2 separate regions of the Homo sapiens genome follow, and region 1 is linked to region 2. The links are chromatin loops, found by intact Hi-C in ENCODE. Cell type or tissue: GM12878. All regions are shown on one strand. Each heading gives the region's core, and the rest is flanking DNA. Links, peaks and the distances in the headings are about the cores only.

Evidence for each region. Hi-C counts contacts between places; a loop is a spot of excess contacts. Peaks named below come from ENCODE experiments on the same cell type or tissue, not always from the same donor. Only the 100,000 strongest peaks of a DNase experiment are listed, where the experiment ranks them.
Region 1: it touches region 2 in a loop (9-fold over the local background); 7 of 110 quality-filtered maps call a loop at or near these places.

The regions. Positions count from the first base shown.
Region 1 is chr13:94,358,642-94,366,989 of GRCh38, reverse strand. The region is part of intron 6 of GPC6 (glypican 6); the gene reads right to left. Among named protein-coding and RNA genes, the nearest start is that of DCT, 120 kb to the left of the region's middle. In GM12878, for the core only: a CTCF peak has its summit at 4,400 (motif pointing right); a DNase peak (open chromatin) is centred at 4,439.
Region 2 is chr13:94,614,231-94,622,578 of GRCh38, reverse strand. GPR180 (G protein-coupled receptor 180) reads right to left here. Exons shown (of 9, transcript NM_180989.6): 4 at 3,249-3,429; 5 at 3,062-3,111; 6 at 1,344-1,501. Among named protein-coding and RNA genes, the nearest start is that of GPR180, 17 kb to the right of the region's middle. In GM12878, for the core only: CTCF peaks have their summits at 2,086 and 4,992; no DNase peak of the experiment used is centred there.

The sequences.
Region 1 (8,348 bases), core at 77-8,076, 260 kb after region 2:
GCAGAAACACATTCTTATTCTTCCTCCTCTCTTGGCATTGAGACTGAGCCCTCAACTTTTCTCTCTTGCCTGGCTTTGTTCCTTTGCAAGCTCTACCTGGTTTCAAATTGTGAGTGGATTCTGTTTTTCTCTGCCTAGCCCCTGGTAAATGCTCCTTTTGATTCGCTGCTGACCAAAGGTCTGTCCCATCTGCTCTCTCGCTCTCTGCTTTGGAGAACAGCTCTATTCTCCTTGGTGGCTAACTTCGGCCTCTATCTTTTCTCAGGCATTATTTTTGCTGTATAGAGGCAGAAATCCCCAAGGAACTTGCCATGATTTAGAGCATGGATTGTGACAAGTGCTGATTCTAAATTAGGTCATTAGATATGCGGTCTTCATAATGCTGGATTGGAAGATCTCAAGTGCGCTTTCAAAAGAAGAGAATGAATTCAGTATTTCTAGCAGTTATATAAGGCACCTTGAAGCATTTTGGATATTTTATTTTAAACCTGACCTCTGCTCCTACCATCATCTATTCTATCATCATTATGGAATGAAACCTTTTGGAAGTTCTTTGTGGTTTGAAAGGCAAATTTCCCCCATATTTCCTCAATTTCCTGATATAGCTAACAAGATGATGCTAGTGGCATAGGATTGACCCCTTTGTATAGGACTAACCTGGAAATTAGCCCTGATTTGGAAAACTGCCAGAGACCACTCCAATATTTAATAGCTCAATTTTGCCAATGTGAGAAAAAGTTTAATGTTTGAACATTTAGTTTTGCTGAAAAATTCAGATTCTTTGCCAACTCTTACTTCAAATGTACAACCCCTTCACAGGGCCTTTGATGATACTTAGGAAACTCATAGAGAATTTCCATCTCTATTTCTACCTGTGATTGGCATACCACAGTGATTCAGTTAAGCTCATAGCTACCTGAAGTTACTCTGAAAATATTGAAATTTCATCTTCAGGGAATGAAATCCAGGACAAGTAAGTCTGCTAATTAAAAAAGGGGGAGGAGGCATTGCAAAGCATTTCACTTCAAGTTTAGGCATTCCTGAATATTTTAGAATTCGTTATTTAATTCCAACAGTTTGGTGGCTTTATTCTTCCACACCGAAGCTGAGAAATAGATGTGTATTCTGGTCTGTTTCTCTGAAGCCTACAGACATTTGGAACTTACCAGGAAACAAGAAACACCTTTTGCTCACCCAAGAGTGGTGTCACTGAGCATGATATCTTACTTATCTTACGTAAGATATTGCAAACATGATTCCATCCAACAGTGAGAGTACCCACAAGGATGTACACACATTGGAAAAGTAATTTAGATGCAGCATAGGAAAATATTCAGCAACTAGTAGGTGGAAATCAGATTTATCTAAATTCTAAAGCCATTTAGGGTAGAGACGGATTGCCATAAATCTTTTATGGAATAGGCAGCCAAAAGCATATAAATGTCTTTTGGGCATATATGATTTGATTTGTACTTAACTATGTAGACTTGCATTGTGTGGTGCATAATAAATGCTACTTTTACATTTCTTGTGTTATATTTATGCTATAATGCAATGATCTGCCTTTTTTCTTCCTGGGTTTAACTGGGAACTGGTTCGAGTTCAAATACCAAAGATTTTAGCCTAAGGGAATTCTAGGAACAATAGGATGAGATACTAATAAATATGTCTAAGAATGTAAACCACAGCACCCAAGGCTGTCTATGAACTCTTACTCAAATGTAAAGTCTACACATTGGAGAGAAGAGTATGATTTAGCTGAAAGTCTTTCTATGGGTTTCAACTAGGACCTCCCCAGAATATGTGCTCACAGAGATCCGTTTGGTTTTACCTACCATAAAGATTTGCCTATTCATCATGGTTGTGGGCCTCCCTCCCAGCTGCAGGTGACATAGGGGCAGGGCCTCTGTCCTTTGTGCTCACCACCTCCTAGCAGATGTGTGTCCCATCTCCTAGCACAATGCCTGGTTTTTGGTTGTATTCAATAATAGCGAATGAATAAATGAACAATCGGCAGAGTAGGCAGAAGGGCAAGTTCAAATTCTGGGTCTTCAAATGAAATTGTAAATGACATGTAAATTCGACATGCCCTTATTTGCAAAATAAGTTTACTGCCATAGGGAGGGGCATCTTCCTTGTAAGCTTCCCTATATTATAGATAATTGGTTGCTTAGGGTCTGTTTATGGATAGTCACTCCAACTAAACACCCCCACCCCCACACACAGCTGCACACAGGCAGGCACACACACTTGATTCGTATCTACAATGTACTGGGCCTTTTTAAGGTCCTGGGCATACAGTGATTTAAGGGACGTGGTCCTGCCTTCAATTAACCACCCAGTGGAGGAAAGATGATATATACACATAAACGAGCATTAAAAATGGCTCACACATTTAAGGGTTGTAGGGTGTGAGAAGTAAAATCAATATTTTACAATAAGGGAGAAAGAAAGTTCATACATTGCTAGGGCACTTGGAACTGGAAGTACTTAATGAGTACAAATGTCACCATGGGGACATATGGCATTGGGGGACTAAACTGTATTCTTTCTTGCAAATCAAGTTCTTACCCCGGTGAGGTAAATTACCTGTTCCTGAGAGCCATCTGGTTACCTTAAAGATCCAATTTACCCCATGGGGCACCAACCAGGGAGTACGATTTACTCTGCTTATGATTAGACCCAGGTGACATAATTTTGCTTGACTTTCACCTTTGCATCATAAGCATCCAATAACCTAAATGGGTCCTCTTAGTCTCCTACAAGCTGCAGAAGTGTCATAGGCAGCCCACTTTAGCTCCAGTGAGAGAGAAAACAACTTGTAAAATAGCAAAATGGCCATCCTGTTCGAAGAAGCAATGAGAGCCTGAAGGCAGCAATATCCAGTAGAAACATCATGTAAGCCACAAAGGAGCTACAGGTGTAATTTTAAATTTTCTAGTTGCCACATTTTAAAAAAAGTAAGTTGAAGCTAACTTCAATGTTATGTTTTGTTTAACACAACTTATTCAAAACATTGTTTCAATACATAGTGAACACGAAACATTTAAATGAGATATTGTATATTCTTTATTATTTTCTGGTACTAAGTCTTTAAAGCCTAGTTTGTATTTTATACTTACAGTCCATCTCAGTTCATTCCACCGGACATCTCCATTGCTCAATAGTCACACATTGTTAATGGCTGCCATGTTAGATGGCACAGGTTTCAAAATCTGTTGTGGGTTTTTCGCTTAGAGCTCATCTCAGTTCTGTCTACAGCACATCCCTAGTGGTCAATAGCCATGTATGGCTGGTGGCTACCATATTGAGGGCATGGTCTAAGGTCCTTCCTAAGCACGTCAGGAGAGGGGGCCAGTTGCTACTGAGAGGGGTTGAGCATGGTTCCTAGGCTAGGGGTTGTTGTCTGAATGAACTAAAGGTGGGCTATTAGCTCAACATTAGAGAGTTCAGTATCTTCTTCTGAACTTTTTGAGTAGGTTGCATTTCAAATCAACAGAACTCATTTTTCTCTGACCTCACTCTCCTGCCCCTGCTCCATACCCCCAGTCAACTGTCCGAAGTACAGCAGGAAAGAACTGAATCGAAGTTAGGTTACAGTAGAAGTCTGTTTGAATCCAGCCTATGTCTAGAATTGCTTCAGTTTATATAAATGGGAACATGTTCCATCCAGCTTTGTGACAGCCATCAAAATTTTGCCTATGAACAGCTTTTTTTGGTTTGCATTTATTTATTTTTACTGAAGTTTAATAATCATCCAGAAAAGTAAACAAATCATATATCATCAGTTTGATGAATTTCTCACAAGATACTCATGCAATAAAACACCAGATATGTGGTGGTTTTAATAAAGGAAAATATTTTTTAAAGTTTTCGTTGAATCTAACGAGAACACATGGACACGGGAAGGGCAACATCACACACCAGGGCCTGTCGGGGGGTGGGGGCAAGGGGAAGGAGAGCATTAGGACAAATACGTAATGCATGTGGGGCTTAAAACGTAGATGATGGGCTGATAGGTGCAGCAAACCACCATGGCACATGTATACCTATGTACCAAACCTGCACGTTCTGCACATGTATCCCAGAACTTAAAGTAAAATAAAGTTTTTGTTGAATCTAATTCTTTTCACAAGATTTCATTCTCTTGAAAATTAATTTTCTCAAATCATGGATATGCAGGGATTAAAGATTACCAAAGAGCAGAGTTTATTATTGATTTACTGTAACTTTGAGATTATAAATTGCATCTAGGCTCTGGGCATGTACCTACATTTTAAAGGCAAAAGGCTATCAAAAAGTCGAACAGTGACTTGCTTAAAGCAGGCTGACGTCACCCTCTTTTCCTTCAAGATGGTCCAGCCTCGTCTCCAGGCATTTAGAGGCCACCTTCATTATAACCACCAGATGGCAGTGTTGTCCAGTCTTTGTCCACCTTTCACCCCCTTACCAGTCTTATCCCCGAGAATAAAACTGTAGATTGTTCCACTGCATATAAAACTGACAACCCTGTTATTTTAAACTTGAAACTGACAGGCTGTTATTTTAATGAGGTCTACCAGAGCCAAGGTTAACCAAAGCTTTATTTCCCTACAAAATGTTAAGGCCATAGTTCTAAAAGGGGGCTGTGAAATTTTATGTTATTGATACTTTTTCTGACTGTACAAGTTTTAAGATAGATATTTTCTGACAAGTAAAGCTACATGATGAATATAGACATATGTTTATGTATAATAGCCAAATTCTACATTACAATTGCTTCAAATTTCCCCCGATAGGTCCTTTTACTCTAAGTTAAACTCCCCCTGACACAAAATTCTTTGTATCCATTTCAGCCTATGTTGAAGCAAAAGTATGTATTTTTAGCACTTTGACTTTCCAGCTTAATGAGTCAAAGAAAAATTTAAAGCTTATTTCAGTCTCATTAATATTCCAAAATGAAATCAAGTGTAGTATTTAATTCTGTATTTCTATGAAATAAGCTTAGATCCAGAACAGTAAAACTTAGAAAGGATTTTTTATAATAGGTACTTCTACAATGTGTGATGGTTAATGGCATTACCATTTATTTCCTTTCCCTTGAAATGTCTTTTTATGTTGATCAAGGAAGGATTTAAAGTCAGTTACTAACTGTGCCAATATTAAAAACATTAGAAACCACCTTTCCCAAGTGATTTTGCTAACATTTTTTGCACCCTTTAATCTGTTCCAAACAACAATTTTAAACATTTAACCAACCTTCCTGTCTGAATTTATGAAGTACATCCTGCAAATACTCAATCCATTTCTACATTTACAAGATTTACTTGGAACGATTATTGTCACCATTGATTCTTGTTATTGGCCAAAGGCCTGTCCACAAAAGGACTTTATAAGCTCAGGAGGAGCCTGGATTTCCGAAAGTGGGCATTGAATAAATGATTTTCATGTTCAGTTATTATTAATTAGTGGCAATGCCCATTCACTTCAAGAAACATCTAATGCAAACCTACTGTGTATAAAGAACTGTGCCTGGAAGACAAAGTTTATAAAACCAAGTTAGAAACAGTCCCTGTCCTCAGGATCAGCTACGTAATTTGTAGAGCCCAGTGCAAAATGAAAATGCAGGGTTCCCTGTTTAAATATTATTAGGAATTTGAACGTGGCAACTACAGAGTGTCAGGTACTTCTAAACACTGGGCCTTGTGCAACTATGCAGGTAGTATCCCATGAAGCCTGCTTGTCTTCAAGAAGCTATGATCTAGTTGGGTTTTCTTGACCTGTACAACAAGGAGTGAGACAGGTGTTGATAAAAATTATGATAACAACAGTGATGGCTACCATACCTATTGGACACTCAGCAACCAAATCCATAATTGCCTCCAATTTGTAAAAAATGTTGAAAGGTAGCTGTTGATGTCTCAACTTTACAGATGCAATAACTGAGAATTGCATTTCTATGGTGACCTTTTTGTTTAGTGAGATGTCATCAAATCCTCACTAAGTGGCTGGCCCCATGCTACACCCATCACTCCTATCTTATTGTTTAATCACCACAACCTCACAAGAACAGTGAACACACTGAGGCAGTGAAGAGTGAAGTCTCTTGGCCTTGATCACATAGCACAAGTAGTAGGGCCTGGTTTTGAGCCTTGGCAGTGGGGGCCCAGAGCCTGCAGTCTCAAATTAACCATTACAACAGAACTGGTGAACTGGAGAGTGTGAATGCATTTGAAAAGCCCTGTGCCTATTGGTAGGTCTCACTCATTTCAAAAAAGATGGAAAATATATTTGGGGGGAGGAGGATAGCACTCTGGAAATCTTGGTACTCTTCCCTGAATTATCAGTCCATGCTAATGTTCTAGACCTTCTCCAACATCATTGTGATTCTAGCAGCCCTACAAACAATTTCCTAATTCTTGGCCTTTTTTTTAACGCCACTATGGTTTGAGTAGCCTTTCCTAATTTTCTAAACCATTTCTAACAATGCCTATGTCTAGAACCCTCCAAACAAATACAAGACTATACATTTTTCAAGATAACATTTTAAATCAGCCCATCTTCCTTTAGGAGGTCCAAAGACAGATGAATCAAATGCTATTTGCCCAATTATGCTTCTGGTTATGTATAACAGTGGATTATACTGTCCCTGAATCAATCAATCAATCAATCATCTATCATCGATCAGTCATCTATCATCTGTCTTAACTATCAGCGGAAATAATAATTTTCAGGTGGTGCTAAGAACATTCTAGATGCACAATACCATAAAACTTATGCCATTTCTCTAACAGGCAAGTGTGAAAAAATGAAAGTCCTAAAAACTCCTCCTGGCTTTAAAATGGAAAAAGAGTTCCCCTTCTGGATTTTTTATTCATAAAACAGCACAGACCAACTCCTCCCCTGGGTTTCCATGACAAAGGGAGAGTTTTCCCATAGGGCTGCATATGTAGGCTGGAAAGCCAGCCCTACATATTTAATGGTCTGTATCTAACAACATTGCATTAGAAATCCTCTCCTTGAGACTATTTCTCTTATGAAATGAAAAGTAGTAAAGAAAACAAAATTTTCACCACCCTGCCATAGGAACCCATGGGGACTTGAAAGGGCTTTGCATTTTCCTATTACATTGTACTTGGGAATAAGGTTGAGAAGCCAGACAGTAAATCTGATTCAACCAAATCCAAAGCGCTTGGAGGAATCACCTTTTTATTGCAGATAAGTATAAAAACAGTACTGGAAGCACACTGGAATCTGAAAGATCAAACGCCAGGGGCTTTCTGTTAATAGATTTGGTAGCTAAGCAGTGGTATTTAGAAAATAGCCTTTATCTCTTCAAAAAAAAAAAGGTCTCAGCAAAAGGAGCTCTGAATGTAAATAATTAGAATGATTTGTGTCAAGTTAGCCTCAATATTAGGTTGCTTTTCTATTACTTCTTTGACGAGCCTTATGTTTTATTCCTGATGCACTGGAAAGTCATAGTATAATGATCATGCTGGCATGTGAGGTTACACTGTGAGTCTTTCTGAACAGAATGGAACCCTAACCTCTCAATTTTTCCCCTAGATTAATAAATATAAAATTCACTGATATTATTTTTTGTATTTTTCTCATTAGAAGCTACTTCTGAATTTTTATACTATGCCATGGTGATCCATAAATGACAAATTCCAATATGCTTCATGCTCTTTATTATTCTTTTTAGTATAATTAAAGGAAAGTTAAACAGTCTTTTGAAAATAGTTTTCATTTTATTTCTTCAAATTATTTCCTATGTGGAAAACCGACCTTCTTTTTCAAGCCAAATCACAAATATTTAAAAAAGGCCTAGTGCATTTTCAATTTGCTTCTTTTGTCCTCAAAAAGGTAAGAGGGTTTCTCAATGTTTTTTCCAAAGATAACTGAAAGTGGGGTGTTATTTATCCAAGTGCCTAAATGAGATATACCAGTAAGTTCCCCTTCTCCATTATTTATATGGTCGAGAGGAAAGGACAAACTTCAGAGGAGCTAGAACTTTTGTCCAGAACTTGATTTTACTTTTTTTGGTCCAAAAAGGTGACTCCACAACAAGAAGAGACACTTAGAAATCTCTTTCGCTTGACATTTTAAAAACAGTTTTTTTCTGAAAACAAAGCCATTAGAACAGGCTTTCCTAAAACATGATGAAAAAGAGGATTTCAGGAAAAACATGCTGAGTATCCTAGAAAATCATGGAAACTCTGTAGTCATCTTTACAAGGAAAAGAGCTTTTCCCTGATCAAAAATGGTTAAGGCATAGGTGGTCCTGGGGTCACCATGCCAAGGTGTTCACACAATGTGCTCTCAGTACAGACACAGGTACTAGACCTGCAGTCTGGAGATTCGCACTC
Region 2 (8,348 bases), core at 56-8,055:
ATGGTTCATATTTTTACATATTCAAACTTCCCTGTTTTCATATACATATGCTAATATGTGATCTGTATAAAATACGTATGTATTTGTATAGTCTCTGACTGCCTGTCTGATCTGCCTTGTCTGGCTTGTTGAAGATCAGAGCTATATTTAATGTATTCTTCATAAATGTTCATATAAACTCTAGTGTAATATTATCTCAGTTCTCAATTCATATTTGTCTATGACAATAAATTAAAATTACAATGAAATAATAAAAATGAAATTTTTAAAAAGAAATAAAAAGTGAGAATTTAACCTGACATTGACACTACTCTCCATAAGTCCTGGCTCAAAAACATTAAGTTGGTAGAATCTCAACCTTATTTTAATCAATTCTTCTAATTCAATTATTTCTCATCATCCCCTTTCCTGGCACTACCTCCTTTCTAAATATCACCACCTGTGATATGGTCTCTCTCAAATCATTCATGTAAATTCAATACTCCTATTCCACTCAAAACCTACTATATTAAATACTAGGGATAGAAAGATGAATAAAGCACTGACCCCATCCTTCATTAATACATTTTTCAATTTATTTAATGCATTAAACTTACATTATAATGTCCTCTACAGAGCCTAAGTATATAATTCATTTTCATCTATAGCTAATGCTCATCAAAAACTCAGTACAAATTTTTTTCTTTATAACCTTTCTTCTTAATTTTTACAAATCCATTGAACATAGGCATATGGGTATCTTAGAATGTCAATACTATTAATATAGAGGAAAATAAAAAAAAAGGCATGCAGGACCTTTATAAAAGACTAGTTTTGTTTTTACATTTGCTTTCAAAAACAAGATCCCATTCTTTTTTAGTCTATATTTTGCCCTTTAATTAATCTTAGATAATCACCTGAATTCTTTTACGTACAAAGCAGCCAATCCTAAAGATTCTTGACAATGGATAAATCTCAAATTCATGGAATCACTCATTCAGTGTTAAGTACTTACCATGTGCTAGAGAAATATGAAAGAAAGCTATTATTAAGTAGGAAATAAGACTCTAACCTAGTATTAAACATACTGTGCTTAAATAAGCTGATAGGAGCTCAAATTCAGGTAAATTATAATTAAATTCTGCAGTCTACATATAGTAGCATCCAGATAATTAAGATTATTTGATCTAACACTCTTTAAATTCATACTTTAAATGACACAAATTGTAGAAGCTCAGAAATTTCAAGAAAAAAAAAATGACACAAATTCCTTATGGGTCCCAGGTTTCAATTCTGAAATGAGGTATGCTCAAGTTTGCATTTCTGAGGATTACTAAGCAGAAACACTGAGTATCAATACCCACCTGTGTCATGACAATGAATACTGCAATGCCAGTGGATGCAGGCGTAGAATCCCACTGGAGAGGTCTGCTTTGAGACTTCTTCATTCTGACTATTGTCCAACCCATGCATAGACTCAAAAGTAAGTATAACATCTGAATTTGGGAAGCGATGTCAAAAACTAATGGGACATGAAAACCAACGTCAACCAAGTTTTCACAATATAAAAAATTTAGTGCTTTTTGCATTGAGAACATCTTTTTTTTTTTTTAAGAAAAACCACAAAAAGCCATTTTCAAAGAGAAGCTAACGAAATTCATTAAGAGATATTCGCAGGTAATAATTCTAAAGATTTAAAAATTGCCATAAATTTTGTAATATATTTATTAAAATAGTTAAAACAGCAGCAATACTATTTAAAAATACATATATATGCCCATACCATATGTCCATTAAGTCCAACCTTAACTCTTTTCGTTTCCCATTTTTCTTAGCTTTTCTAACTACATAATCCTGTTCTCTATAACTCACTGCTTATTAAAGCAAATTCTAAATACGATTTCTGCAATATGGAGAATACTAGTACCTTCATTTCTGGGTGAATTTTTTTTGATGGCTGAACTATAATGTGAAGAGTATTTTCTAAAACTATTAACAAGAAACAATACAATGAAATGCATAGCTCCCATAACATCCAAACATTGGCTTTACTTTCAGAATCCTGAAGACAAATGAGAAGCTCCATGCATTAGTGTGATGTGCCACCAGGTGGCCATCACCTACACTGCAGGGGAAGCCTGCTACTTCAAACAGAAAAGATGTATCAAAACCACCTGTATCCAGGTTAACACTACAAGAAAACAACAGAAATCTATAAATGCTTCAAGTTTCATATATATATTTATTTTATGAGGTAGCATTTAATGATTTTTAAGAAAACTTATCACTTTTCTTCACAGCATATTTTGATGTGAGTTTTAGGCTTTGGGTCAGAAATAGAAAAGAGTCAGTTATAACAGAGAGTGGAATTATAATAGGAAGAAAAACTTCAGCTTTGAGGTAAGAAAATTTAGGTCTGAGTCTAGTCTCTACCACTCAATAGCTGACTGACATGTGGAAGTATGTTTCACATCACTGAGCCCAGATCCTTTATCTGCAAAATAAGGATATGCAGACCCCTTTTCTATTGAGGATAAGATGAGAGAATGTATATAAATATACCTAAAAACAATGAAAAGGCAGAGTGTGGAGACTCATGCCTGTAATTCCAGGACTTTGGGAGGCCAGGGTGGGTGGATCCCTCAAGCCCAAGAGTATAAGGCCAGCCTGGGCAACATAGTGAGACCCCATCTACAGAAAAGGAAATTTAAAAATCAGCCAGGCATGATGGTATGTGCCTGTAATCCCAGCTACTGGGAAGGCCTGAGGCAGGAGGATCACCTGAGCCTAGGAGTTTGAGGCTGCAGTGAGCCGTGACTGTGCCACTGCACTCCAGCCTGGGCTACGGAGTAAGAACCCTGTCTCAAACAAACAAACAAAAAAACAACGAGGAGCTGTACACATTACCTATTATTAAGAAGAAACTAAGTAAGACATATGGGAACTTAAACTGTAATCCTGTTCTCAGTCAAGCTGATTTCTAAACAATTTTCGACAGAAAATTTATACTATGACAAGAAATAAAAAAAAAGCAGATAGCGAGTGTAAAAGCTTTTTAAAAAATGCTCAGAAAGATACTCACATTCTGCCAAACTTCCCATAAATGGTACCCCTATTCCATCTTTGGAGTAACTGAGGAATTGAAGAAGAGTAGTGTAAATTACAAATGTGAAAAAAATTGTTTATAATCAAAGCAAGCATAATTTTGGTGGACTAATTAGGATTAATTAGATGTAATGATGAACACAGTTTTAGTGGTTTTGAGTTACCTGGAGAAATGAATGTAATTAGCTAAAGCTGAACCAGCTTGTAACAGCAATGCAGTTGTCAGAACCTTTAAAATCATGTGCATGGGTCCGCCTTTCTTAATAGCCTGCCACAATGATTGAGCATAAATGCAAGCAATCACAAAGTACACTAGGACTAGGAGGAAAAAGAACTCATGTAACCCTGTGAAGAGAAGAAAGGGAGTTTGCTTCAGTAAAACAAAGCCAGTTATCGTATTGGGCTGCTTTCAAATCTCCCTGTCAATATATTTCTAGAACTTGTTTTTTAACTGGAGTCATAGCATTCACCTTTGTAAGAGAAAAAAAATTATTAAAACTTAAACAATTTTGTACCTTGGGGCAAAATTTTAACTACAAGAAAGCAGATTAAACCAAACTAGTTAAGGTCAATCTGTAAGAAAGCATAATGGTCAGGGGAACCCAAAGACTCATCATAAAATCACAGTTTTGTTTGAAAACAGTAAATGAAAATAATGATTTCAGCATTCAGTTAGATATACATTTTACCCCCAAAGTGAATTTCTTTTGTAAAAAGTTTAGAAATAGATTACCTCAGTCAATAACAGTTTAATATGCCCTGACAATGCATCTCAAAGTGTGTTCTCTTGCCCAGCAGCATCACCAGGGAATTTGTTATAAACGCAAATTCTTGAGTGCCATCCAGTTTTTGATCTATTGAATCAGAAACTCTGAGTAGAGCCCAGTAATCTGTGCTTTAGTAAGCCCTAAGCATGATTCTGATATAGCTAACACATGAGGACCACAGCTCTGGAATGTCCCAATACCTTGAATTTCCATTTGGACAAACCTTCAAAATATCTGTCATGTCCAGAGATATCTTCTGAGATAAACTGTCTGCAGCTCTTGCCAAAAAAAAAAAAAAAAAAAAAAATCCTGTGCTGATCATGCGACTCCATGCCAGGATTGGCTGAAAATTGTCTAACACCTAACCAAATGGCTACCAATGCAAGGGGCCAACAACGTAACAATTCTGAAAGCTAAGTTAGGCTAATCATCTTCTCTTAGTAGATCAAACTATAAAGCAGAAAGGAAAGAGGCCATAGAAATTGAAGTTGAAAGGAGCTGATGTTGGGACAGGCCAGACGAATCAAACTGAGCCATGATAAAAACCAAAGTTTTGAGGGAGTAGAAATTACAAGTGAGGAAAGACAGATGGCTGGCAAAGAACAAAGAATGTGCAGACTTTGTATTAAAAATGGAACCAGTCATTAGAGCAGCCTCTAGTGCCTACTAGCAGCTTTTTAGTACAGTCTTCATGTAACCTTATTATGTCACTTTTTCTGTGTTCACGTGCAATCTTTTGACTGAGTCTCCATTTTTCAGAAATTTCAGAAAATTTTTATAATAAAGCAGCAGGCTAGCTTTCAGTTTAACAGCTAACATTTACTTGCTTACATGTCAAGACAGTCCCTAATATTAAGGCTTTTACATTCTATCTAACACCAGACTGCTCTAACAGTGGTGTGAATAGAGCTGTCTTAATTGAGTCTATGGATGAACTTTCATTCCAATAGCGAACACCAAGCCTGCTCTAGTTTCCCATTCGGGTAAACTCCAATTAACAGTCAGAGAAGAAAATATTTCTATTATGTGGAAAATAATTTTGTAAAAGCAATCAGAAGACACAAATTATAAGAATCAATAAATAGCTCAATCAGGCTTTTGGCCTCGTTAGGGGGAAAAAAGCAGCAAAAAGTATTTCTGCCACTGGGTGTCTCTCCTGCTCTATGAATATAAATGTGGACAGTTAACTTTTCTAGTGCAGGTGAAAAAGCATGTTTAGACTTCAGGAAGGGAAAAGAAAGAACATATTTTCTTTTTAAACACCTTACATAGAAAAGCATTCCAGCCTTAGAAATAATGGCAACATAATCCTGGGATTATTATAGTACCGGAACAAGACAGAAAATAAAAATGCTAAATATATTATAACAACTGTGGGTCAGTAAAGTTCCTTATGCTATCCTGTGTTTTGAATCTTAGTTTTTATCTTTCCTTCTTAGTATTAAAAAATTAAACATGGCATTCAATTTAAAGTTTTATTTATTTATAATATTTTACAGAATATCTTTAAAGTTTCTGACTTACAGGATAAAGTTTCTGACTCCATGAAGTTACAACTCTACCATGAAAAGAAAATCCTCAGGTTATTTACTGAGGAATGAGAATAATATAGAAGGAAGGGACTCTGGAAAATAAGATATATGTCACCAGCAAAAAATGTCTTAGGATTATTCAAAGTTAATAATCTTCCAGAAAAAGCTAACATTATAACGAACACAAAAATTATTTCATTGACATAACATATTAAACAAATTGAACTGGGTCTGTCCCACACTTTATTCACTGAATTTTAGATGATTCTTCCCTTAAAACTGTACATAAAATGCTTAAAAGATAAAATGCTAGCTCTGCACTCAGTGTTCTTTTAAACAAATCATCTCTTTAAAAAAGTCTGTTTTCTTCCTCTCTTCAGCTACCAATTTTTTGTTTTGCCACAAGCAAAAATTGTTTGTTCACTTTGAAATTAAACTCAATTTGTGTTCACTTTGTTCACTTTGAAATTAAAATCTAATTTTAAAACAGGTGGATACTAATTGTTAAATCTTATTATACTTAAGACTTAATAATACACATGAAAAAAGTATACACTGAAGAAGAAAAATACTCTTAATGAGCATACAACAGGTGGTGAACACTTGTAAGGAAATGTGTAAGGTTTAAGGCAAGCTTAAAGGAAGCAGCATTGGCAAAATAAAGTAGCAAGAAAACTTAGAGGCCAGCTTCAATAAATTTAGCCCCAGCTAAATGATGGTAAATGAGAAAGGAGGAGAGCCTAAGGGGAAAGGGTCCTTGGGTTCTGGGGCAGCACCTGGAACAGACATTCCCGCCTCCCCATGATCCTTGTCTCAGAGCCCCAGTGGTCTCCCACACTCACGTGTCTCAAGATATATCCTGATTAGTCTAAATCAATCAGAAATTCCCATACTCTTACCAGTAGGAGGTAAACCTAACCCTTTTGACATATTTGTCTACTTTTATCTTCTTTCTTTCATGTCAACTTACATTTCTCTTATGATGCTATGACCCAGTTCTGAAAAAGGAAATGTGATAGGAAGCTTCTGGGAAAGACTTCCTTCCTCCTAAAAAGTGATACTGAATATTGCAATCATCTAGACATGATGCTCAGAACTGCCACAGCTAACTTTGAACTTGAGGCAGCTAGCTTAAGAACAACACTGATAGTCTGAGGATAGCAGGGTAGAGAGATGCTAAATAAACCACCCTGGAGAAGCCGCAAAACTTCTTGTTATGTAAGATAATTCATTTCATTACAGTCTACACCACTTGCATTAGGGTTTTCTGTTACTTTAAGCCAAAAACATTCCAACATGTTACCAGCAACACATTACTGAAGCTAAATGGAAGATCCAACCCATTGTCTTTTGGGACATGGAGGAAAAAAGGGATAACACTAAAGAATGAACATAGCTGCTAGAATTTTAAAAACAGTGAGATGGCAGATGTGGCAGAGCCTGTAGTATTATTCCAGTGAAAACCAGTCTATATGCGCCTTTAGGTAATAACACTCTCAGGATTCTGGGTACTTCTTGGTCTCTAATTAGAGTACAAATACAGTTAACAAGGATTCTAATCTTTTAAAGAAGCAGTTTTATTTCATTGTACCTTAAAATATTATAATCCTATTTAGTACTTTGTCAATCGGCATCACACTTGCCTGACTTTGTTTAATCTAGACCAACTCTGTAAAATAGAGGATTAACCAAAGTCTGGTAGATATAAAATACATAATTGGTTTGAAAGAAAACAAATTATGAAATTTAACCAGAATAACCTGTAACATTAATTGCAACTATCTGCACCAGGTTACTCTAATTCAAACCTCTGAGACATGTGGTAATAGTCAATTTTCTGTAAAAAGCATAGCAAATCAATTTTTCCTACTTGTAGCAGATAATTAGGCAAACTAGCAGAAGTTTCTAAAATGAATTGAACATTTTCCCTGTAAACAAATTCCATACCTGAGGCTACAAAGTAGGAAGAATCCCTCTTAAGGCTGTATTTTAAAACACATTACTAAAACAATGTGAAATATGGACTTTTAGATCAGCGGTTCTGTACATAAGAATCAACTTTAGAGCTTTAACTGGCTTCCACTCCAAACCAAATCTATCTGAGTCTCTGGGTGTGAATATCTGAATTTTTGTTTTAACCCTCATAACCTTAAACCAGATGCATACAGTGATGGGTTAAGAACCACTCATTGATACTTCAATGTAGAGTTATTCACAAAAGCTTTTAAGCATTTTAATCAATAAAATGATGTGATGTTTAGAGGAAGCCACATAACAAGGCTGGACGCTTTTGGATACTTCTGGCACTTTCTAATGATTAATCCCCGAAGGTAAGCCTTGCATAGAATGTCATGCTTAATGAAAATACATACGATTATAGTGAGGTTTTGCCCCTTGTTTAAACATTGTTGCTGACATACTCAATGTAACTTCCCCATTGTAGTATAAGAAAGACAGCTTTTAGACACAAGAGTAAGCATAAAATCAAAATCAGTCACAAAAATCAGGAAAAGGTAGGTCAGAAGGAGACAAAACTAAGAACTGAATCATAACGGTTAGTATGCATCATAAAGAAAAGCTAGCCACAACTCAAGATGTTGAGGAAAACACTGGAAGACATAGGCAAGGTTCAGGACAAGGCAAGGTATGACTGGGATTCAGAGGTCCAAGCATGGCACAGGGCACAAATGTGATCACTTTATAGCCTGGGATAAAAGTTTACATGCCAAATTGGTGATGAAGAAAAAGACCAAAAATGGAAGCCTGGATAAGGAGGCAAGTAAAAGCATATCAGGATCCAGAAAAGTCTCATGGATCTACTCAATACATAAAACCACCTTTTGAGCCAAAGGACTACAGCCTGGAAGGCAGGAGAGGAAGTGCTAATTGATCTGTACTCCACTAGAGGCAGCAGGGTTTGCACATGCAACAACTGCAGCAGAACATTACTTCCTAGTGAGCCTTG